2 separate regions of the Homo sapiens genome follow, and region 2 is linked to region 1. A link is a loop called in an ENCODE intact Hi-C map of the cell type or tissue named here. Cell type or tissue: MCF 10A. All regions are shown on one strand. Each heading gives the region's core, and the rest is flanking DNA. Links, peaks and the distances in the headings are about the cores only.

Evidence for each region. Peaks named below come from ENCODE experiments on the same cell type or tissue, not always from the same donor. Only the 100,000 strongest peaks of a DNase experiment are listed, where the experiment ranks them.
Region 2: it touches region 1 in a loop (14-fold over the local background); 2 of 110 quality-filtered maps call a loop at or near these places.

What each region holds. Positions count from the first base shown.
Region 1 is chr22:44,302,761-44,314,709 of GRCh38, forward strand. SHISAL1 (shisa like 1) reads right to left here and starts at 10,191. Exons shown (of 5, transcript NM_001099294.2): 1 at 9,991-10,191. LOC101927499 (a long non-coding RNA gene) reads left to right here and starts at 10,251. Exons shown (of 2, transcript XR_244444.3): 1 at 10,251-10,383; 2 at 11,661-11,949. In MCF 10A, for the core only: no CTCF peak of the experiment used is centred there; a DNase peak (open chromatin) is centred at 6,521.
Region 2 is chr22:44,188,304-44,200,252 of GRCh38, forward strand. PARVG (parvin gamma) reads left to right here. Exons shown (of 14, transcript NM_022141.7): 6 at 811-951; 7 at 2,248-2,363; 8 at 3,746-3,801; 9 at 5,498-5,520; 10 at 7,852-7,910; 11 at 8,044-8,112; 12 at 10,318-10,419. Among named protein-coding and RNA genes, the nearest start is that of PARVG, 13 kb to the left of the region's middle. RefSeq lists a silencer at 2,690-2,779 and enhancers at 3,869-4,454, 4,455-5,039. In MCF 10A, for the core only: no CTCF peak of the experiment used is centred there; a DNase peak (open chromatin) is centred at 5,378.

The DNA.
Region 1 (11,949 bases), core at 4,150-8,149:
GCGGTGAGGAGGCAGCAGGGGCAAAGGCCCTGGGGTGGGTGCGGTGAGGAGGCAGCAGGGGCAAAGGCCCTGGGGTGGGTGCGGTGAGGAGGCAGCAGGGGCAAAGGCCCTGGGGTGGGTGCGGTGAGGAGGCAGCAGGGGCAAAGGCCCTGGGGTGGGTGCAGTGAGGAGGCAGCAGGGGCAAAGACCCTGGGGTTGGGGTATCAGCAGGGCCACTAGAGACAGGGCTTTGGGCCCTGAGGGGACTAGATTACTTAGACTATGATCAACCTGTCTCCCATAGGAGTTGGAAACGGAGGCTAGGACAGGCCATCTAAGTGCTCTGTGTAACAGCGTCGTCCTCCCAGAGCCCCTGTTGCCTGCGTGTATCTGGTGGGAGCAGTAGAGATGAGAGATGGGAGTTGATTTGCTGAGCATCTACTATGTGCCCGGCTCTGGGCCAGAAGAGGTACTGTACCCCATCCTCTCCCTGGTGGCACCCTGTTATGGTATGTGAATTGTGTTCCCCCCAAATTCACATGTTGAAGTCCTAACTCCCAGGACTCAGAAGGTTGACGCTGTTTGGAAATAGGGTCATCACGGAGGTCATTAGTTAAGATGAGGTCATCAGGGTGAAGTAGGGTGGCTCCCTAATCCAAGAAGACTGGTGTTTTTTATAAAAAGGGACAATTTGGACACAGAAACACCTGTGCAGGGAAAACACTATGGGAAGATGGAGGCAGAGGTTGGGGTGATGCACATATAAGCCAAGGAATGCCAAAGATTGCCAGCGAACCCCCAGGAACAGATTCACCCCTACAGCCTCATAAGGACCCAACCCTGCTGACACCCTGACTTGGACTTCCAGCCTCCAGGCTGAGACAGTAAATTCCTCTTGTTGAAACCTCTTGGTTTGAGGAGCTTTGCTAGGCAGCCCGAGCAAACAGGTACAGCCTCTCATGTGGAGCCTGGTCCGTGGAAGGGCTGGGTTGGGTCCACACGAGGAAGCTCACCTGCATACTTGGGGGCAGGGTCTGATGTGAGGATGGTGGGGCCTGGAGAGCCCCGAATCCCACCCGGGTGGGAGACCCTGAGGACCTCCTGGCCTGGCTGAACCACCCTCCCATCCCCCAGCCCCACCTCCACCATCTGCAGAGCAGACTCCCTGCCCGCTCCATCCTGTCCACGCCAGGTGAGGCCCTCCGCCCCCCAGGAGGACGGTTTCAGAGTTGAACATGCAGTGCAGGGATCTGCTGCCAGACCACACGTTTCTGAAAGAAGAGATGGTGGAAGATGATGGGCAGTCCAAAGAAACAAGCCCCTCTGCATGCCCAGACTGTCCTGGCACCTGCTCTGGGCCCTGGGAGCCACCCAGCAGCTGCCTTGCCCTCCAGAGCTCACAGCCTGGTCAGGGAGAGCAGAGGGGACACCAACCTGGGTCCCAGGGCAGCTCTGAATGCTGCTTTACTGGGGGCAGAGTTAGGGCTCTGGGCAGGCAGAAAGGAAAGCCACTCGGGCCACCCAGAGGTTGGAGACTTCGGAGCGAGATGGGGCAAAACTCAAGGCCAAACGCACAGTGCTCATGGCCTGGCCCTGGCCTAGGCCCTGCTTCTGCAGCCTTGGTCTCCTCCCCTGTAGCATGGGCATCGTGGCGGGAGCTGGGACGTCAGGTGCTGACCTTGTGAAGTCTGGTTTGCCAGAACAAGGGAAGGGACTATCAGGATTGTAAAATGCCACTGAAACGCAGGCCTCTAACACTAAGCTTACTCATCTCTTCCTCTGGGGAGGGGCTGCCCCCATCCACCCGCAGGCCTCTCTGCTCCCACCACTGCCCTGCTCGTCCCTGGGAGCTGTAAGCTGCTTAATTGCTCTGAGCCTGGGCCTCCTCCCAGCCTCCTTCTGGCCCTCCTGGGAGGATAAGCCGAGGTCAAGCATCTGGGAGTGCTCAGGAATGGATTTCTCCGGGGGAGTCCTATGGATCAGCCCTGGAAAATGCGCTGTGGGAGTGGAGAGTGACGGGACCCCTGAGATGCCTCCCCCGTGCTCCATTCTACAGATGGGGAAGCTGAGGCCCAATAAGAGTTGAAACAGGTCCCCAGACTCCAGCTCCTCTGGCCCCCGTAGGGTGGGGCTGCCCCACTTCTGTGGCTGGGGCTCAGGTCCAAGAGCTGGTAGGTTTGTTGAGTGAATGAGGAGGATCTACCTTAGCCACAGGCCTGGCCCCTGCTCCTGGTGCTCCAACTCCCTACAAAGCCCTGAGTGTACTGGCTGATGTTGCGGGGCTGATGTTCACCCCTGGGGGGTACTCTTCCTTCACCCCTAGGAGTCCAAATCCTGCATCACTTTAGAAGCTGCTTCAGTACTACCTCCTCCAGGAAGCCTGCCATGATTTTATCAGCTGGAAAAAGTTTGCCCCTCCACTGAGGCCTATAGTATTCCATCTCTTCTTTCATTCATGTGTTAATTCATTTATCCATTCACTTATTCTCTCAACACCCACTTGCTGACCTGCACTCGGGGCCAGGCCCTGGGCTGGGCTCTAGGAACACAGAAGAGGTGAGTCCCTGCCCTCAGGGAGCACAGGCAAGGGTGCCCAGCAGCCTCCCGTTATGCGATTCTTCCCAGGACCTCTTCTACTAGGCCATGAGGGTCCTGGCCAGGGCTGGCCCTCAGCCCCCGATCTGCCTTCGCAGACCCAGGGTCCAGAGCTGGAGAGGCCTTTATGCCTCTGGGGGACAGTTCCAGAGATGAACGCACACTGCAGAGATTTGTTGTGAGACAACGTGGTTCTAGGAAAGGACAGTGTGCAGCCTGAAGGCGGGGGCTGGGGCTTAGGAGTTCCAGGGACTGGGTGGGAATCCCAGCCCTGCGGGACACCAGCCTTGGGCCCTCAGGCACACCCCGTGGTCATGTGGATTTGCACACTGCAGGTGTCCCTGCCACAGCACGCTGTGGTTGCGCTGGTCCCACGTCCAGCCTGGGCTTTCCTTGGGGGTCTGTTTGGCATCCATGGCCTGGCTGTGCCCCCAACCCCCCGAGTCTGGCCTGAGATAGGTCACCGTGCGATCAAAGCCGCAGCCCTGTATGCTGGACAAAAGCCCCAGGGGCGTGTGGGGAACTCTGGATGAAGGGGTCTGGGGGATTCTGCATGAGGAGGTAGGGGCTGCCCTTACTCCCCACGCCCCCAAGGCAGCTCAGGGCCAGAGCTGAAAGCTGAATCCTCAGTAGAAAGAATAACCCGCCGTGCGTCACGAGAAGTTACCTAAGTAAAAATTCCATTTCTAATGATCTGAGACAGCAAAGCTTAGAAGCCAACCTCCCCATTCCAAGCTAGGTCAGAAAGCTACTTTGGAAACCTCCCCAGGCCTTGGGGACCAGCCAGCTGCTGTGATCCCAGTCAGGCTTCCATGAGGCGGCCAGCCTCAGGGCCATGAGTTCAATAGCACTGATGTTCACAAGGCCAAAGTCATCACCTTGGGTCCCTCCGTGGGATGTGCAGAGGGGGAACTGAGCTCAAGGAGCTCTGACGACGATGGCGTGTGTGGAGGGGACCTGGGCTCAGGGAGCTGTGATGACGATGGCATGTGTGGAGGGTACCTGGGCTCGGGGAGCTGTGATGACGATGGCGTGTGCGGAGGGGAACTGAGCTCGGGGAGCTGTGATGACGATGGCGTGTGCAGAGGGGACCTGGGCTCAGGGGGCTGTGATGATGATGGTGTGTGTGGAGGAGACCTGGGCTCAGGGAGCTGTGATGACGATGGCATGTGTAGAGGGTACCTGGGCTCGGGGAGCTCTGATGACGATGGCATGTGTGGAGGGGAACTGAGCTCGGGGAGCTGTGATGACGATGGCATGTGTGGAGGGGAACTGGGCTCAAGGAGCTGTGATGACGATGGCGTGTGTGGAGGGGACCTGGGCTCGGGGAGCTGTGATGACGATGGTGTGTGTGGAAGGGACCTGGGCTCAGGGAGCTCTGATGACGATGGCGTGTGGAGGGGACCTGGGCTCGGGGAGCTGTGATGACGATGGCGTGTGCGGAGGGGACCTGGGCTCGGGGAATTGTGATGACGACGGCGTGTGTGGAGGGGACCTGGGCTCGGGGAGCTGTGATGACGATGGCGTGTGCAGAGGGGACCTGGGCTCGGGGAGGTGTGATGATGATGGCGTGTGTGGAAGGGACCTGTGCTCGGGGAGCTCTGATGACGATGGCGTGTGTGGAGGGGACCTGGGCTTAGGAAGCTGTGATGACGATGGCGTGTGTGGAGGGGACCTGGGATCTGGGAGCTCTGATAATGATGGCGTGTTACACCACTGGACAACATCCCCTGAGGGGCCCCACAAATGAGGTCTGTGGGACACCACTCCGGCAGCCCAAGAACAGGCCTGGAAGGGCGTCCGCCGTCCTCCATCCTCCTGTGGGCCTTGTGCTGCCTGCCACCTGGGGCTGCTGACCGAGGCTGGCTCACTCTGCCACCTGGGGCTGCTGACCCAGGCTGGCTCACACTCGCAGAGTTCTTGGTGCACCAGGCTGAACCCTGGTATTCACTGCACTGTCTCAGGTGACCCCCATGTCAGCCTAAGGAGGTGGATCACCAAGCTCCCATCTCAGAAGGGGGAAGCTGAGACTCAGAGAGGTGAAGTGACTTGCCCAAGGTCACACAGCCACTCAGCAGCAAAGCTCACTCTACCTCCTGGCACTGAAAAAGCTTCTGAGGCCTCCTGAGGACCCCCAGAAAGCACATTTACCAGAGACAGATTAAATTTATCCTCCCGGGTTCTATTTCTCTGAAAATTGGTAAACTTCCTAAGATGGTAGTCCGTGGCCAACAACAAAACTCAAACAACTGGAAGAACATTCTGGCTGAGTGGGACGTTCCTGAACGCTCGTTGTTTGACCATGGCCAGAATCACGAGTCAGGCATGCATCTCTGCGGGCCACCCCTCCGGTCAGCCTGGGACTGCTGCTCCGAGATTTGAAGGTTATTTTTAAACACCGAACTTGGCGAGGCTGGGGAAGGAGAGGAAGGAGGGCACGTGAAGAGAAACAGAGCTGGGAAGATGAATTAAACCCCACCAGGAACAGCAACGGATCTGTTTTTGTGTCAGCCAGGTTCGGCAGGGCAGGATGCAGGATGGCCTGCGGGGAGGGGCTGAGGCCTCAGGCTCCCACAGGCCTGGATGCTGGCCTGATGCCTGGAGACCCCCTACAGCACTGGGGGCTTCCAGCCAGCCCCTCCTCAGCCCACCACGCCCCACTTCTGGGCACGACCAAGCGCGACACCTCCAGTCCACTGCAGGACTGGGTCTAGGGCAGCAGGGCTTGGGGGTCGAGCCCTCTGCCTGGGACCAAGTCCTGGCTCCACCTTCTGTAACCACATCCCATGTGACCTGGGGTGACACCTGAGCCTCAGTGTCCTCAGCCCTAGAATGGGGACCAACATCGGCATCTAATTCACCAACTAAAGGAAGTGAGGCATGGAAGCCTTGGACAGGCCTGGCCACGTGCTTCTTGCTGCTGCTGTCTCTGACTCTGCCTCTTCCATCAACCCAAGCCCTAGGCGGCCCCCAGAGCCAGCTTTCCCAAGTACCCACCTAATCACCTACCTGCCCCCTTGGGTTCAAGGCTGCGCTCGCACCTGAGGCCCCTTGTGGCCTGGCACTGTGGCCATCTTGCCCTCCCTGTTCCTGGAGCTTCAGCCCTCTGGGTCTGTGGTGCCTCTGGGCCTTTACTCATGCTGTTCCCCTGTGCTAGGACCACCCTTCCCCTCTCCAAAGCCGTAGCCTGGAGGCTCATCCTGGGTGGCCACCTCTCAGGGCAGTTCTTCCCCCGTGATTCTCTCACTCCCCAGGCGAGCTTCTGACACTCTGACTTCCCCCGTCCCCAGGGTGATCTCGGGCTGTCTGGAGGCCATGCTAGGGCAGGGGCTGGGTGGGGTTCATCTGGGGCCAGCATGGGCAGGAGCACTCTGTGCAGCGTGCCTGGTTTGTGTCCTAACTTGAGAGTGAGCTGGGAGAACAGAGCATGGGCTGCCGAGGGTGGCAGAACCATGACCTCTGCCCCAGGGTTGGCCCTCCTTAGACAGGGGCCACGCTCGGGCCTGAACCCCACAGGATGGAGAACAAAGGACAAGTGGCCTGTTCCCCAAACACATCCCACCTACTCTACTGTCATGGGGGGCGGGAGGCTGACCTTGGGGTGAGGATGAGTCTTGCCCAGCATTCTGGGTGTGAAGCGGCTGGTGGCGGAGCTCAGGAGTCTGGGCCTTTGCCCAGCTGGTCCTGCCCGTGGGCATCCCTTTCCCCACCGTGTACGTCCAAACTGAACCTGCCCATGGGGCCTGGCTCAAGTGCCACCTCATCCACAAGCAGCCCCAGTTACCAGCCCTCCTGACCCCACTGGTCAGGGAGCGGTTTCTCTCCTGGTCGCCACTCAGGGATCACCTAACGAGTCTCTACTGTGGACCAACAGTTCTGGGCGTGGGGGATTCCCGCTGCCATAAGGCTTACAGCCTGGGGGGAGGCGGTCACAGACAGTAGATTACGTAATGATGAGTAATTCTATGTGGGCACGATGATTAGCAGTGGTAGCATTAGCACGGATTAGTAATTCAACAGGGCAGGGCTCTCTGGAGCCCCACCAACAGTCCTGCGGGTAGGCAGCGGCCCAGCAGAAGGGCAGGAAGTACAGACGAGGAGACGGGCTAGCAGCTGCAGATCACCCGAGCCCAGGGCAGAGCACGGTGCCCAATGCTCCCCATTCCTCACCCGTTCCCTTCCCACCCAGCCCTATGCTGCACCCTCAGTCTCTCTGTTACACAGATGGAGAATGTGGGGCTCGGAGAGGGGACTCAAACCCCGGGGTCTGCTCCTGTGCCCTGTCTCCACGACTCATAAGAGTGTTTACCCCTGCAGGCAGCACTTGTGTGCATGCCTGTCTCCACACAGCACACACATGTACACACGTGTGCACATATGTATCATCAGGGATGTTTAACCTCCACAAGTTTCCCAGTCTCCAGGGCCTTTCCTCGGCAGTGCAGACCTAATCCTGAGTTTGTGAACTTTTGTTTTCAGGACATCCACTTAGAGGTTATGAAATCTCACTCTGAAACGTGAAGTCCAGGAATAAACACTTCTCGAGGCTCCACGCCTGCATATGAAGTGAGATCAAAGCATGTCTTTGTGACCCCTTCATGCTTGCAGGGGGAAGCGGCAGGAGAGAACTAGGACATCTTTCCTCGCTGTGCTGGCCAGGACCGAGGCAGCCAGAGTGTATGGCTGGAGAAGGACAGAGAAGCAGCCCGTTCGCCTGCAGCTGGGGTGCCGGGCTCCACGGCTGACAGTGAGTGAGAAGGGCCAGCACCTCACACCCTAGTAACGGCCAATGTGACCTGAGCCCTGCTGACCTGATGCCTAGCCCTGCAGCGGTCACATCCCCGAACCCAGCCCTGCTGAGACCATTTCGTTTTTGCTCATCTCTATGGGCAGCACAGGCCTGACACGTAGTAGGCACTTTATAAACATGTGTTAATTGGTTGAATGAACATAAGCAATGATCATCTCCATTGCTGAGATAAATAAACCACAGCTCAGAGAAACTAAGTGATTGCCCAGAGCTGGAGGGTGGAAGGTTTGCAATCTGAACCCAGGTTTGCTCGACTCCAGACAGGGTGCTGGGGGCGACCACATAGGCTTTGCAGCGAGTCTCCTTGGCCTTGGATCAGAGCTTTATCACTAACTAGCTGGGTGATCTAGGGCAAGTTACTTCACGGGCTTCAGCTTCCTCATCTGTGAAACGGGAGCCGTGCCCCACACCTTGCAGGTATACCAAACATAGAAAGGACCAGAAGCTAGCAGGGCACCCAGAACATTAGCAGCTGATCCATAAACCGTTCTTATCCGATGTTGCCTACTCTACTGTTCCCAAAGCTGATGGTTTAGGTACCAGAGAGGGTCCTGTGTGCCCCTTGGCAAATGAAATTGTGTTTGAACTCCATGTCTACGTCTGATTTCCCCAGTTCATCTTTCCGTGCTTTGCTTGTTCCTTTAGTTGGCACGGATTTCCCTCTGCCTTACCTGTTGGTTTACTGCTTCCCTGCCTAGTACAAGCTCTTCAAGGGTGGGAAATTTTGTGCCTCTGCATCGCCCCACCATGCTTTGCACACAGTAGGTGCTGAATAAATGTCTGCCGGCCATAGAGTAGGAACTCCATTAGCACTCGTTGGCCTGGTTTGTTTTATTGCAAAGAGCAAACTTCCAGATGGGAACAGCAGAGATCCAGGCAGGAGATCTCCTTCAACTGAGACATGGCCTCAACTTTTACGGCCACCACCGGGAGTGACCTTGGGCCATCAGCCCTGGGTGGAAGTCCCTTATTTTAGCCTAGAAACCCAACTCCAGGGCTCCAGTGGGACAGGTCCCCCTAAGTCCAGGGGAGCTGAGGTGGGCCGGCTCACACCCCCTGGGCCCTCACTGTCTCCCTACCAGGCGGGCATACCACTTGCTCCATGGGGCTGCTCTCAGGGTCAGGGCCACGAGGAGAAGCACACTGCCACGAAGGGTGCTGGCCTGGGTGCTGGAATTGGGAAGGCACGCAGGTGACCTCCAACGTGGAAACCTCTCCTATCTCCCCAGATCCCTCCCTCAGTGGATAACCATTCCAGTGTATCCCTAATAAGGCTCTTGTCCCTCACTGACACCTTTCCCTGCTGAATCCACCATGCCCCAGCCAGCTGGGCTCTGAGTCCAAGTTACAAACTCAGCTGTTTCAATGGTTCCCCCTTTTGAGCCCCTGGCCTGGGCCAGTTCTGCACCCATCAAAGTTCTCTGCATGTGCTACTGTCTCGAATGTTGGAAGTAGGCACCACTGTGATCCCATTTTACAGATGAGGAAGCTGAGGCCTGGGGAAAGGGGGACTTGAGCGAGAACACACAGCTGAAAGGGGCTTAGCTGGAAACCCCAACCCTGCTGAAGGCCCTAGATGCCCCACTGTCCTCCAGGGGGCCACACTGGGTCACAGGGCGAGGGGCTCAGGCCAGACTCAGTTTCCTCCCCTATTAAAGGGAGAGCTTGGCCGAGACAATCATGGGCCTTCTTCAGCTCAACAACCCTTTGTTTCTCTCTGTCCTCCTGAGTTATTTGGTTGCACCATGGAGATAAAACAACCCCTGGAAATCCCAGAGGCATTTTTTTCCCACTGGAGAAACACAAAAATATCACATGAAGAATGAATCACTTAAAGTGTCAGGGCAGGAAGAGGAAAGACAGGCATGGCGCTCGCCTCGGGGTGGGGGTGGCTCTGGGTTTCTCTTCAGCTCCCTCAGCCTCCCTGGTCCCCAGAACCCCTTCCTCACTGGAGTGAAGAGAAGCCAAAGCCCTAAGCCTCAGTTTCCCAATCTGTAAATGGGGACAACAAACCTGCCTTGAAGGCGTATTCGGAGGGGCCAATGCATTCATTTGTTCGTTCATTCATTCATTCATTCATCTATTCACTTATTTCGTACCGGTGTGATGCTGGACTGGGACTGCAGACTCTGAAGTGGGTCGAACAGACCCACCTCACCCCCGTGAAGCCAACCAAATGCCCTCCAGGCCATGACTAGGGCATCCTGAGAGCACTCCCTAGGCCATGCCGGACCCTCCCCCGAGCCTTTGGCCTTCTCTCCAACCCCTCTCTATGCAAGGCTCTTGACACAAGGACACTGAGGCACAGAGACGGTCAGCAACTTGCTCAAGGTCACACAGCAGGTAGGTAGTAGCACCAGCATCTGTGCACCCCCACAGGGCTCCCACCCCTCTAGATCAGAGCCTGCTCCCCATCTTGCCCCACTGGCATAGCCGTCACCCCGGCCCCTCCCATTCTTCTGTGACTAGGAGTCACTTAGCAGCCTTGCCTGGCTTCTCCCTTAGACCCAGTGCTTAGCCAGGGCAGGGACCCCAGGGTCAGCGTGAAGGAACAGAGGTGCCCCTGCACAGTGAGGACCTGGAAACCTCCACAGGCTGCTCCTTACCTGCCGAGCCCTGTGACTGAGGGATCAGAAGCCCCCTCCGCTGGCTGCGGTCTCCCTGCAGCTGCTGGCCTCTTCCCCGGCTCCTGGTTGCCACCAACCTTAAACCCCAATAAAAGGAGAGCAACTTGGTCGAGCCTTGTATAGGCAAAAGAGTGTTTTCCAGCGCAGGCTGGCCTCTGTGTGCTGACAAGAATTCAGTGTGCTCCTCAGGGCGGGGAGTGGGGCTAGGGCGCTGAGTCAGCCCTGCAGGAGTCCAGCTCCCGCCTGGGCCTAGGGCCGCCACCTCCCAGGCCCAGGATGGCAGCGGCTGCTCCCGCAGTCCCCACGCACTCCAGCCTCTGGTCTTACAGCCTTGTGCATCCTCAGAGCACCAGCAAGAGCCCCATTTTACAGGTGAGCAAACTAGAGACACTCCCTGTGAGATCCCACAGCTAGAAGCAGCAGGGGCTTAGACCCAGGGCACCGGGCTCCAGGTCCGCACCTCAGCAGATGCTTGGCACAATACATGTGGGTTCCCTCCCGTGGCCCTCAGTCTCTGTTGGGCAATGGAGGTCAGTGGCACCACTGCACAAGCCCCTCTGGCCAGCATGGCCCGGGGAGGGGTGTGGGTAAAACAAACGGTCCCCACACCAGCCCGGGGAGGAAGGGTAGCTGGGACCCGAGAGCCCACAGAGGGTGTGTGGCACCTGCCTGACTCCAAGCTGGGCTGATCTTCCTGCTGTTGCCCCCCTACCCCTGGCCTGTCCCCACCCAGCAGCAGAGGGTCCTCCCTGCCAGTAGGAATGGGGTGGGGATGGGGCAGGAACAGGGCGGGGGATGCCCACACCTGCCACTGTTCGAAACACATCAGTGGCTTCCATGACTGTCTGGACACAGCCCAGGGGCCTGGCTGGCCTCTGCAGCCACACTTCCTGGGTGCCAGGCACCCCCCCAGCCCATGGCCGTCTCCCACCCCTGGGCCTTCGTGCATCGTGGTACCTTGGCGGCGCCCTTGGCTGGCTTCTGGGTGGCATTTAAACGCAGCCATAAAGGAGGCCAGCCCTCCTCTGCCTCCCACCCATCCCTGGAAGCCTGCCCATCCTGAGCCAGGCCAGAAATAAACCTCCTTTTTCCATTCCTTTCGGTGGACAGAGAGCGAGTTCAGACTGGTCTGGGTGCCCCTCATCTAACCACGGTCCCAACAATGGCAGCCCAGAGCGATGGGTGCCACGATGGGAAACCAGGGGGCTATGGGCGCCCAGAGTGCCTGATGCAGCCTGACGGGGTAGGGGCCGGGAGTGGGGGTGGTATTTATTTAATCTTCATGATTAGGAGGGGCTGTGATTATCCCCAATTTACAGATGCGGAAACTGAGGTACAGAGTTTCAGTAACTCGTCCTGGGTCGCCTGGCTGGGGACTCAGACCAGGGGGTCTGGTGTGGACACCTGAAGGATGAGTCGGGCGGTGGGGCGGGGGTGGGGGTGGGGGAGTGTTCCTGGCAGAGGGAACAAGGCACACAAAGTTCCTCCTGCCTCTTGTCTGGGGCTCAGCATAGCAGCAGAGAAACAAAAGGGCTCTGAGCTTGGGGTTTGAACACGGGTTCAAGTCCCTTGCCGCTTCTCAGCTGTGTGATCCTGGGCATGTTTCTCTGTCTCTCTGAGCCTGGACTGCCCTGTGGATTTTGTTATAGTTCAAAGCAGACCTCCTGTGCACCAGATCTGGAACACCTATGACATAGAAAAGTATGGGTCCGCCAATGACATTTACTCCTTGCGATCCACCCTACGAGGCAGGAATTTTAAAAGTTCACCTTTGACAGAGGTTGGAAGCACAACAAAGACCAACCTGCCTGGCAGACCGGGGTGAGGGCTGCCTGGAGGGAAGGTGACCCCACCTCAGGGAGGCCACTGTGACCACATCCTCTTGCACAGTGGGTCTTTGCCTCAGCAACTGTGGGGGAGGAAAAGCACCAACATCCC
Region 2 (11,949 bases), core at 3,076-7,075, 120 kb before region 1:
AGCTCCAAGGGGCTTTGCAGGGGATGTGCATTCTCAGGGCCTCCTCCTGGTCCCGGGCAAGTGTTCCCCACAAGCCCCAGAGTCACCCTCTCCTTTGTCCTTGTATGGTCATGTCTGGTCTACGCATCTCTTCTGCACACAACTGTGGTCTCGGAGGCCACAGATAGGCCCAATTCCATGTCCTCAGCACTTCGCCTGAGGCCAGCCTCTGCAGTGTTCGCCGAGCTCTTTGGAGATGGGCTGCACAATCCCACTCATGCGGCTAGCACTTCCGGGCATGTCCCATGTAGCAGGTGCAGTTCATCCTCAGAATAGCCCTGTGCTGTTACTGTCCCCATTTCACAGATGAGGAAAGGGAGCCTCTGAGAGGCCTCATAATTTCTCCAAGGTCTTATGGTTAGGGAAGCAGGGGGGTCAGGATAGAAGCCTAGGAGTGTAGGCTTTAACCACTAGGCCACACTGCCCTGCAGAGATGAAGTGGACACAGCTGTGCAGAAGGGCAGGGGCTGCAGGCACAGGCTGATCAAGGTGAGGTGGGCTCTCTCAACCAGCTCAGGGGGCTGAGGCTTGCTCACATCATGTGGCCTGCATGGCCCACCAATCCTGTTCTGTGTAGATGAGGGTCTCCTGGAAGCTGGAGGGCATACCCGATTGAGGCTGTGAGTGTGGCCCACGGTCCAACACCAAGAATGGGCTCTCCAGACCCATGTTCCCTGAAGCACCAGGCAGGCTCAGCCTCCTGGAGGGTCCCTGAGGTGCTCTCTGGTCTGTCCCCGGCCAGGGGTCCTCACCACCCTCTCCTGCCTCCAGAGAGGCTGGCGGCGCTCAAGCTGGAAGCAGAGGACATCGCCCTGACAGCCACAAGCCAGAAGCACAAGCTCACAGTGGTGCTGGAGGCCGTGAACCGGAGTCTGCAGCTGGAGGAGTGGCAGGCCAAGTGGAGCGTGGAGAGTACGTGGGCCACAACCTGGCTACCCCTGGGGAGTGTGGGGCCGCTGGGGTCCTTCTGCTTCAGGCTTCTCACCCACCAGGAAGGCGCACTCATCCTTCTCCCAGCAGGGGTACAACCTGGGAGTCAGGAAGGAGGTAGAAGCCTCAGGCAGCCACAGTCAGGCATCTGGCTGAGCAGCCAACAGCCCAGCACACATCTGTGCCCTAGAGGGTGTTACTGCTGCAAAGTGCAGCCCAAGGATAGCAAACAGTCTCTGTTTGCTATCTGAATGACAGCCACTGTTGAGTTCCAAGTACCGTGGTCCGCCCATCCACACTCTCATTTCATTAAAGTATTGGAATATCTGCAGGGCCTGCTTATACAAAAAATGAGTGTGCCTGGTCGGGTGTGGTGTCTCACACCTGTAATCCCAGCACTTTGGGAGGCCGAGGCGGGTGGATCACCTGAGGTCAGGAGTTTGAGACCAGCCTGGTCAACATGGTGAAACCCCATCTCTACTAAAAATACAAAAATTAGCTGGGCGTGGTGGCCGGTGCCTGTAATCCCAGCTACTCAGGAGGCTGAGGCAGGAGAATCGCTTGAACCTGGGAGGCAGAGGTTGCAGTGAGCCCAGATTGCACCACTTCACTCCAGTCTGGGCTACAAGAGTGAGACTCCTTATCAAAGAAACACAAAAACCAAGAGAGCGTGCCAAACACCTAGACTTCCCCACCCCACCTGGTTCACAGTTTGGTATAGATTTCCTTCCCTTCAATTCTCCATATCCCCCCACCCCACCCAGATGAGAAAACTGAGGCTGAAAGAAATTATGCAGCTTCTCCAAGGTTGGGCGGTGAGGATTTAACAGAGTCCGTTTTCAAACCCAGGTTTTGTTGGGTCCCATGCGCCTGCATTCGCAGCCTGTAAGGTCTCACAATCAGTAATTGATGTTGATGAAATCAACCCTGAATTAAGTCACATGCAGCTGAAATCTAATGATCGTTCAGCCAGTGCCTTCCCAGAGGTCACTTGGTTGTTTCCGATTGTAAACAGTGCTGCAGTAAACATCTTTGTGTCTAGAGCCCCTTCCACAAGGTAGATCATACCCCTGGGCTATATTCTAAGAAGTGAGATGATGGGGTGAAGTGTGATGATTTTTAGGTTCTGAACACGTATCTCCAGATCTCTGCTCTCCAGAAGGCTGGACACAGACCTCCTTGGTCTGCAGATGGTTGTTCTGACAGTGAGGAAGCCTCCATTTGGCTGCACGTTTTGGCGGCCTCCTGGGCTCTGACCTGTCTCCACTCTCTTCCCAGGCATCTTCAACAAGGACCTGTTGTCTACCCTGCACCTCCTTGTGGCCCTGGCCAAGCGCTTCCAGCCCGACCTCTCCCTCCCAACCAACGTCCAGGTGGAGGTCATCACTATCGAGGTAGCAGCCTGGGCCCCAGGGATTTGTAAGCAGAAGCTGAGCCTCTTGGGCCCCCATTGCCGTACCCTGCATGGGTGGAGCTGGCTGGGGCGGGGCTGACCCAGGGTGAGTTTCAGGGAACCCTGAGAAATAGAATCCAGCCAGGATGGCCAGGGGGTGCTGTCTGGAGCTGGGGACGGGCTGGTAAGGGTCTAGTGGGGCTGGCGGAGGCCTGGGGGCATGAGGAGGTCCACGGCTGGCCAGCTCCACTTGACCTCAGCAGAGGGCATCTGGCTGGCAGAGGCTGAGGCCAGGGGCTGTCAGGCCATATCCCTGAGCCATGCGTGGCCGTCCGTTCATTGCCACGGGGAGCCTTCACGCCCTGAGCAAAACCAATGCTCTCACCATGAGGGTACTGTCTCCTGTGAGATTACCGATGGCTGTGACAGTGCCCTGTTCTCTTTCTAGGAACCTTGCCGGGTTTCCCCACCCTCAGATGTTCTGTCTAGCATGCGGCCTGCCTGTGCTGCGGTTAATACCCAGGAATCCACGACTTCCCTCTCCAGACAGACTCTGAGCATCACAATAGGGGGCCCCACCAGCTCTTTGCTTCTCATGACCGCCCCCACCCCACCCCAGCCTCGGGTCCCTCATGCATAGGGGCTTTGTGTGTGAGGGCTTGCCTCTGACTCGCCCCAAGAGAATAAGCCAAGTTTGGCCACACCCAGTCAGAGTCATTTCTATTTTTTTTTTTTTTTTTTTTTTTTTTTGAGATGGCGTCTTGCTCTATTGCTCAGGCTGGAATGCAGTGGTACAATCTTGGCTCACTGCAACTTCTGCCTCTCCAGCTCAAGTGATCCTCCCACCTCAGCCTCCCAAGTAGCTGGGACTACAGATTTGAGACACTGTGCCTGGCTAATTTTTTGTATTTTTGGCAGAGATGGGGTTTCACCGTGTTGCCCAGGCTGGTCTTGAACTCCTGAGCTCAAGCCATCCACCTGTCTTAGTCTCCTAAAGTGCTGGGATTACAGGCGTGAGCCACCACACCCGGCTTTCTACTGTTTTTTAAAACCATTGATTATAATTCCCTACCAAGCAGTTGTGTGGCTTGGTCTATACTGCCAACATAAATCAGAAGTGACTTCATTGATTCACTCCTTCACCATTCATTTGTTCATAGTCACATGCTCATTGATACTGCCCTCCTCCCACTGTGAGACTCTGGGGATGCCTTGGGGAGTGAGGCAGACACATCCCCAACCTCAAGACTCCTGGGGAAGAAAGACAATTAAGCCAGAGGCTGTCCTGAGGAGGGATGATACAGAGCAAACGGATCACTGGGGCTTCTTTGGGCCCCAGAGTTTTCTGGATTATTTAATTTCTTCCCCCTTTATTTTTCTTAGAGCACCAAAAGTGGTCTGAAGTCAGAGAAGTTGGTGGAACAGCTCACTGAATACAGGTGAGGGAAGGATGAGGGCCCATGGGTGGGGCTGGGGCTCACAGCGGTGGATGGGGGCAGGGTGGGGGCCAGGGCAGATCTGCCTGACCTTTGTGGGAAGGGCCCTCACATTCTGTGGCTTTCTCTCAGACCCGAAAATGCTGCGCTGACCTCTCAATCCCACGGCAGCACACAGGACCCCTTTCTAGCCTCCAACCAGGTCCCTGCCTGGCCCCTCCCAGCCACCCTGCTTTGTTTTCTAGGGTGGGGGCCCCTGGGTTTGGGGTACAGGGCCCAGTGAATCTGTCTCTCTAGTGTGAGCAGGATGTTCCTCTTTCCTTGCAAAGCTGTAAGAGTTAGAGGCCCCTGCATGGCCAGGGGCTGGCCGTCTTGCTGCCTGCCCACTTTAGGGTGTGACTGTCTTGTTCCCCGCCCACTTTGGGGGTGTGGCTGTCTTACTCCCCACCCACTGGGGGGTGTGGCCATCCTGCTCCCTGCCCACTGGGGCATGGCCATCCTGTTCCCTGCCCTCTGGGGAGTGGCCATCCTACCTCCTGCCCACTGGGCATGGCCACCTGCTCCCCACCTACTGGGGTTGACCATCCTGCTCCCTGCCCACTGGGGCTGGCCATACTGCTCCCTGCCCACCGGGGGTGTGGCCATCCTGCTCCCTGCCCACTGGGGCTGGCCATACTGTTCCCCACCCACTAGGGCTGGCCATCTTGCTCCCCGCCCACTGGGAGCATGGCTGTCCTGCTCCCCATGGAGCAGAACAGGTGGGGCCTGGAGAGGGATGGGCCCAGGGGCTGCACAGGCTGCCAACAGGTCCACCGTTGCTGGCTTCTGTGTGGCGCTAACTCACGATCTCTCACAGGGATGCAGCCAAGATGCTGGCCAGGTGGGGCTGCCATCCTCTGAAGGCTTGGCTGGGGCTGGAGCTGTGTGGACAGCACATGGTGTCTGTCTCTCCTGGCAGCCTTGGCCTCTGTGCTGAGCCCAGGTCTCTGTCACAGGCTGCTGGGCTCTGCCCCGTGGGCCCCAGCTTTCTTCTGGAGGGCTGTGGTTAGAGAGACTTGGCCTGCCCTGGACCTACAGAACTTCTCTTCTATGGGGTAGAGGTGGATCTAAAAACGTGACCAAAAAAAAAAGAAGAAGAAAAATTGTTCAAAAACAATAAAAATGGAGTGAAAGAAGCCAGACCCAAAAGAGGACACGCAGTATGGTTTCATTTCCATGAACTTCCAGGACAGGCAAAACCAACAGATGGCAAGAGAAATCGCAGCTGTGGTCAGCGTAGGGAGGGAGAGGATGGAAGGGAGAACACGGGGGGTGCTGGGAGGTTCTGCAGCATGTAAGTGGGGGTGATCACACAGGTGTGTATGTGTAAAACGCACAAGCTGTGAGCTTACGATTTGTGCACTTTATGATGTGTGTGATGTATCTCCCTCAGAACAGAACACGAACAACAAAACCAGCAAAGTCCAAATGTTTCTAGGTGTGGAAGCCTCAGGGAAGGGCATGAACCTGTTTCTGCCCTTTGCTTCCCACAAAGACCTTCTCTGCTATCTGCCCTACCTACAAAGCTGCCAGGAAAACCACAAGCATGCCAGTTTCTTTGCAACCTTGCCAGCACTGAGGCTTGTCATATTGAGAAATTGTAGGTTTGCGGGGTGTTTTTTTTTTAACCATTTGTTTGCTTTTTCCACCCACTGCACAGCACAGACAAGGACGAGCCTCCAAGTGAGTACTTTCATCATTTTTGGAAATCTGTTCCTATCTGATGCGTGTTAATGCAGACAAGTCTTAATGCAGGGTTAATTGCTGAGCATTCTCTCATTTCCCTGTCACTTGCTGTTTGTATCTCAAGCCTCATTCTTATTCATTTGTCCCTCTTTCTGTCTGTCCATCCATGGAGCTGGCTGCTCCTTCTCATGATACTGTTCCTGTGGGGAGAGAGATTTATAATTCACATGGGCAGTGATGGTGGAGTCTGTTAAATGTGTGGGCTCTGGAGTCAGTGGCCTGGGTTCAAACACCAGTGTTCCCACTCATTAGCCACTTAAGTTTGGGCAAGTATCTTAACTTGTCCGTGCCTCAGTTTCCTCATCTATAAAAGGGCACTCACCTTTTAAACTGGCAGTGAGGGTTAAAGGAGATAATGTATGAGTGTGTTCAGCATGTGGGCAGTGCTCAATAGTGAGTGGGCAATAATGTGGCTTCTGCTCTTCTGACAGAGCTGTTCACCAATCAGTTGATTGTTCTAGTTGTTACTTCTTTCATGCATCCATTCCTTTGTCACTGGTCTGGCCAGCTCTTCCCCTTCCCATCCATTAATCTATTTATCCATCTATTGATCCATCCTTTCTTCCATTCATCTATCTACTTACCCACTTATCCACCCACCCACCTATCCATCCATCCATTCATACACCCATGCATCCATCAACCCATTCTTCCATTCATCTATCCACCCACCCATCCATTTATCCATCCCTCCATCCATCCATTCATGCCTCCATTCATCCATCCACCTACCCATCCATCACCTGTCCATCCATCCATCCACCTATCCATCCATCAACCTATCCATCCATCCATCCATCCATCCACCCACCCACCTATCCACGCATTCATCCATCCATCCATCCCTCCATCCATCCATTCATGCTTCCATTCATCCATCCGCCTACCCATCCATCATCTATCCATCCATCCATCCATACACCCACCTATCCATATATTCATCCATCCATCCATCCATCTATCCATCCATCCACCCACACACCTATCCATCCATCCATTCATCTATCCACCTACCCACCTATTCATCCACCCATTCATCTATCTACCCATCCAACCACCTATGTATTCACCCATATCCATCCATCCTAACACTATTTTTCCTCCCTATACCCTCCCCACTTAGACACATAGCTATGTGGGCAGGGATGCTATGAGGGGCACCTTCCCTGCAGAGGTAGAGATAATAACCTGCCAGGAGCTTCTGAGAATGGGGGCTGAGGAAGGCGGAGTTTGGGGAGAAAGGAGAAAGGAGGGGCAAGGAGGGCTGGCTGAGGATCTGTGTATGTAGCAGGAGGGGCAGCCTGAGGACATGAGGGGTTGCCCAGGGAGCAGTATTTTGGGCAGGGGGCAGCATGAGAAGTGGGTGTCAGAGGGTGAAGAAAGGACACAGAGCAGGGGCATTTTAACGTGCATGATGCTATTTGGTGCTACTTTTCCCCCTTCACTAACAAGGGAACTGAAACAGAGAGAGGTGCTGTGACTTGCTTAGAGTCACACAGCTGCTGAGTGGCAGAAGCCACAGCAAACTCAGGCCAGTCTGTGTATTTGGTGCCCAAGGACCAGTGTCCCCATGGGAGGTATGTTAGCTGCAAATAGCAGGAATCCAGCTAGTGCACAAAGGGCATTAGCCTGAGGACATGGGCACCCGAGGCTGGACCCCAGGGCCTGAGCCGCTGTTCCCAGACCCCAAGGGAGTGACTGAGTTGCTGAAGAGCTGGCCTTTTGCAGGCAGCAGGTTCAGACACTCTTGGGGGCGGGGGGAGGCAGCAGGGAGCAGTCCTCACTCAGCCAATTTAAAACCAAGGGGAGGAGACTCATGGACCCTGATCACCCACCTGTGGCAGCTCCCGTGGCCCTGGGGAGTGGAGTAGGGCCCTGGGAGGAGGGAGTGCCAGCTGGCAGATAAAGGGATGCAGCTGTGCAGATGTAGTAACAGGTGTCAGCTGCAGGAAGAGTGGCTGTTTATGAAGTCCTACTGTGTGCCCAGTCACTGTGCCATGGGGCCATGTGTGTTATCTGCTATGGAATTCCATCTCTGCAACAACCCCAGCTAGGGAGGCACAGAGAGAGACGGTGACTCCCCTGGGGCCACACGGCCAGGAGAGCAGTGACTCAAATCCAGGTCTGTTTTATTTGAGAACCATGATGTAAAACGACAGCTCCCTCTGGACTGGTTATTCTAAGAAACTTTTGTGAAAAAAAAAATTCCCTGTTTGGCACAAAGATAATAGCATCGTAATGAGGTGTTTATTGGATCTGTGTCTGCAGAGGACGTCTTTGATGAATTATTTAAGCTGGCTCCGGAGAAAGTGAACGCAGTGAAAGAGGTAGGAGAGATCAAAGCTCTCAGCGGCTCTCAGGCTGCCCACCCCACCCACTGCCCACCTGCGCTGTAGGAGGGAATCACGGGTCCTCCCATCACACCTGCTGTGTGCTAGGCCCTTGTTCTTCCCTGGTTAGGCCATCGTGAACTTTGTCAACCAGAAGCTGGACCGCCTGGGCCTGTCTGTGCAGAATCTGGACACCCAGGTAGGGACTGAGCTGCGGCGTCCCCAGGCAGGGCAGGGCCACTGGCCGTAGGAAGGAAAGAGGGTTCTGCAGGCCCTGGGAACCTGCTGTGTGGTGGGGGTTGCATCACCTCTTGGAGCCTTAGGGTCCCCCTCCCCGGTGGGACTGTTGCTGGCAGGCAGCAGTGGTCACCAGGGACATGGTGGGATCCCGGGGGTGGAGGTGTGGGAACACTTCACAAAGCTGGAGTCACCTCGGCTGTCACTGCTTCTCATTGTTATAATTTTATTTTATAATTAATCTCAGACTAGCTGATGCCAAGACTTGAAGCATATGAGTCTTCCCTGCGTGGTTGTGTTCGCCCAAACAGAATTTATTAGATTTGTCCCATGTGCCAGGCGTAGGTGACAGCGCAGCCCAGCCGTCTGCAGGCTCCATGTCTCTCACAAGCACCCTGAGGAGCCCAGCCCCTCCCCCGGCTGACTTAAGTCGAATTTTCCCAGGAGCAGGAGCAGAATCTCAGGGGGTCAGCACCCACCATGGGCTGTGGCTTTCCACAGTGAAGCTGTGTCCCTGTAGGCTTCCCACACTGCAGGGGAGCAGGGGGTGCACAGTAGCAGACCGGCTGCCAGCCCGGGGCCTGCAGAGTGGGCATGGAGTCTGCTGGATGCCAGTGGCCTGAATGGGACATGACGTAGGCATCTGGCCACCTGGGTTCTGCTGGGTGCTGGGGTCTGGGGTGGGGAGGGAGTCTGGTCCCAGATGGACCAGTTGGCTCATGAAGATCGTAGCCAGAGCTGCTGACCTCTCAGAGAGACTCTGGATGGGCATTGGCTGGGGAGGGAGGGGTTAATGTACTCCCATGCCTAGTAGCTAAAACCAATAAAGCCCTCACTATGTGCCAGTCCCAGGGCAAAATGCTTTCCATGTTAACTCATTGAATCCTCTCCATAATCCTCTGAAGTGGGAACTGTACTACCCCACTTACAGAGGAGGATGTTAAGGCACAGAGAGGTTAATTAACTTGTCTAAAGTCACACAGTGATAAGTAGTGGACCTGGGATTTGAACCCAGGCAGCTGGGGCCAGAGTTAGTGCTTATAACCACCTCACATGGTGGCCACGTGAGAAGTTTGTGTGTGATATGGTGTGGCAGCATGGCAGGGTGGAAGTATCACGCTCTGTAGCCAGACAGACACACATTTCCCTCCTGCCTCCACCACTTATGGGCCCTGGGGTCTGCTGAGAACCCTCCACATTTGCTGTGTGACCTTGGGTGAGTTACTGGACTTCTCTGAACCTCAGGCTCTTCTTCTTATAAAGTGGGTACAAGATAGCAACTTGGTAGAATTGTGAGTGATACATGAGCTGGTGAGCCCCACGTGTTTGGTATATTACCTGGCACGCTGCCGGCATGAAATAAGTGAGAGATTTGTAGTTTTATTATATTTTATGTGGGTATAAACAGGATGATTTCTGAGATTTACATTCTACCTGTTCTATCTGTATCTCTCCCTTGGTAAAATAATGGGTTTCAGAGACTCATGGCATGTGCAAAGGTGGTATTTAGAGACTGTTCAATAAAATGGGGTAAGGAAGTCCCTTGCATTTCAGTTGTATTACCAAGGAATAGCAGCAGAAAAGATTTCAGGCCCAAACTAATAACATCGAAGCAGACTTAATATGAGGAAATTCCATTAAGGGCTTCGAATGGCAGTTCCTTCCAATATCCCATCCTGTGTTTTGTATCTTTGAAGAGTCTCAATAGGATTATATTAACATATGATATGCTGGTGGCAGGGACGACAGCTTTATCTCTGAACATACAGACAGAACAGACAGAAATATTAATGTGGCAGCCAGCGAGATGAGCCTGGTGTGCTGCTCTCTGCCTTTCTCTGATGGAATAATTTTACACTTAACTCTGTTTTCCCCTGTGTTTCTGTAGCTTGTGGAAGAGCGTGCTGTTTAAAAACTGATATGAGGCTTTTCTGCAGTAAGTTTAGAAAGCACTCTTTTCACTGAGCATGTACTATATACCAGGCAGCCTGAAACCACTTTTTACCTGCAACCCTGTGAGGTCAGGCATGTCTTCCCCACTTCTCATCAAGGCACCAGAGGCTCAGAGAAGTTGTATGACTTCCTTAGGGCCACACAGCCTGTAAAAGACAGAGTGGGCTTCGCCAGGCTTCTTCCATGTGATTGTCTCCAGTTCCTTCCTTTGTAGTTTGCAGATGGGGTCATCTTACTCTTGCTGATTGGACAACTTGAAGGCTTCTTCCTGCACTTAAAGGAATTCTACCTCACTCCCAACTCTCCTGCAGAAATGGTAAGTTTTCCAAGGATTTTTCTTTATGGTCTACCTCTAGGTGAACAGATATACAGAACTGGCATGACCAGTCTGTTTATTCACTTCCAGGTGAAGTGAAGGGTGTAGGGGAAGCTTATTTGTCTATATGTCTGCCTATCCATCCATCCATCCATCCATCCACCTATTCACCTATCCATCCATCTACCCATCCATCCATCTACCCATCCATCCATCCACCCACCCATCCATCCATCCATCCATCCATCCATCCATCCATCCATCCATCATCTACCTATCTATCCATCCCCATCTACCCATTATCTACCTACCTGACCGCCTATTAGCCCTCCTGTTCACCTACCAAGCCACCCACCATCTATGCACCCATCCATTTAACTGCCTACCTGTCCATCCACCTAACTGCCTACCTGTCCATCCACCTACCTGCCTGTCCATGCACCTATCTTCCTGTCTGTTTATTCATCTACCCAGTCCATCCATCCATCCATCCACCCACCTACCTGCCTGCCTGTCTACCCACCCATAGGAAGTTTATCTATATGTCTGTCTGTCCATCCATTCATTCATCCATCCACTTGCCTACCGGTCCATTCACCTGCTTGTCCTGTCATGCATCCATCTGTTTGTCCTTCAATCCATCTTCCTGTTCTGTTTATTGATCCACCCAATTTACCCATACACTTGCCTGCCCATCCACCCACCTGCTCATCCACCCATCCCCTACCCACACGCCTGTTCCCCCATTCCCTGAGGGCCTGTTTAGTGCCAGGCCCTGAACTGCATGGGATGTTAAGTTGATCCAACATAGCTCTTGCTTTCAGGGAGCTCTCAGTCTGTGCCCACTGTTCTCCTAGTGACGTGTGGTCTTGCAGGGCCACAGTGAAACGTGTTGGTTCAGATGCCTGGGTCAGAGGAGGGGCCTGGAAGAATGAGGGCTTAGAATAATCTCAAGGAGTCAGGAAGGGCATTGCATCAGAGGGGAGCCGGGAAGTTGATCAGGGATTGGTTTGCAGAGTTATCAAGGAAGGGCTTGCAGAGGGGAGGGAATAGCATCAGCAAAGGCTCAGAATGTGGCAAGAACAGGAATGGGTCAGGGAGGTGTAGGTGCTTCACTCTGGCTAGAGGGGCTGGAAGGGTGGGGCCTGACCTGGGGGGATCAGCAGTTCCCACGTGGACCCTAGAGGCTGGTGGACTGGCTGGGAGCTGGCTGCCTGCTTCCAGGCATGAGGGCTGTGGCTTGACCTGGGGAAGAGGGATGAAGAGAGTGATGGAGGTGGGGTGAGAGGGCAGGTGAGCCTGCAAAGATGCAGCTCCCACCGCCTCTTCCCCAGGTACAGCCTTCAGTGCCCGCTGGCTAGTCCTGCCTCCGCCCCCGCCAGGCCCCTGTGGTGTGTGCCACCACTTCCTCCAGCTCCCTGGGCTCTCCCATCTCTGGGCTTTGCCACAAGCTGTTCCCTTCCCAGGAGCACCCTTCCTACCAGGTAGGCCTGGCCCATGAGAAGGGATTTTACTACTTTCCAAATAAGG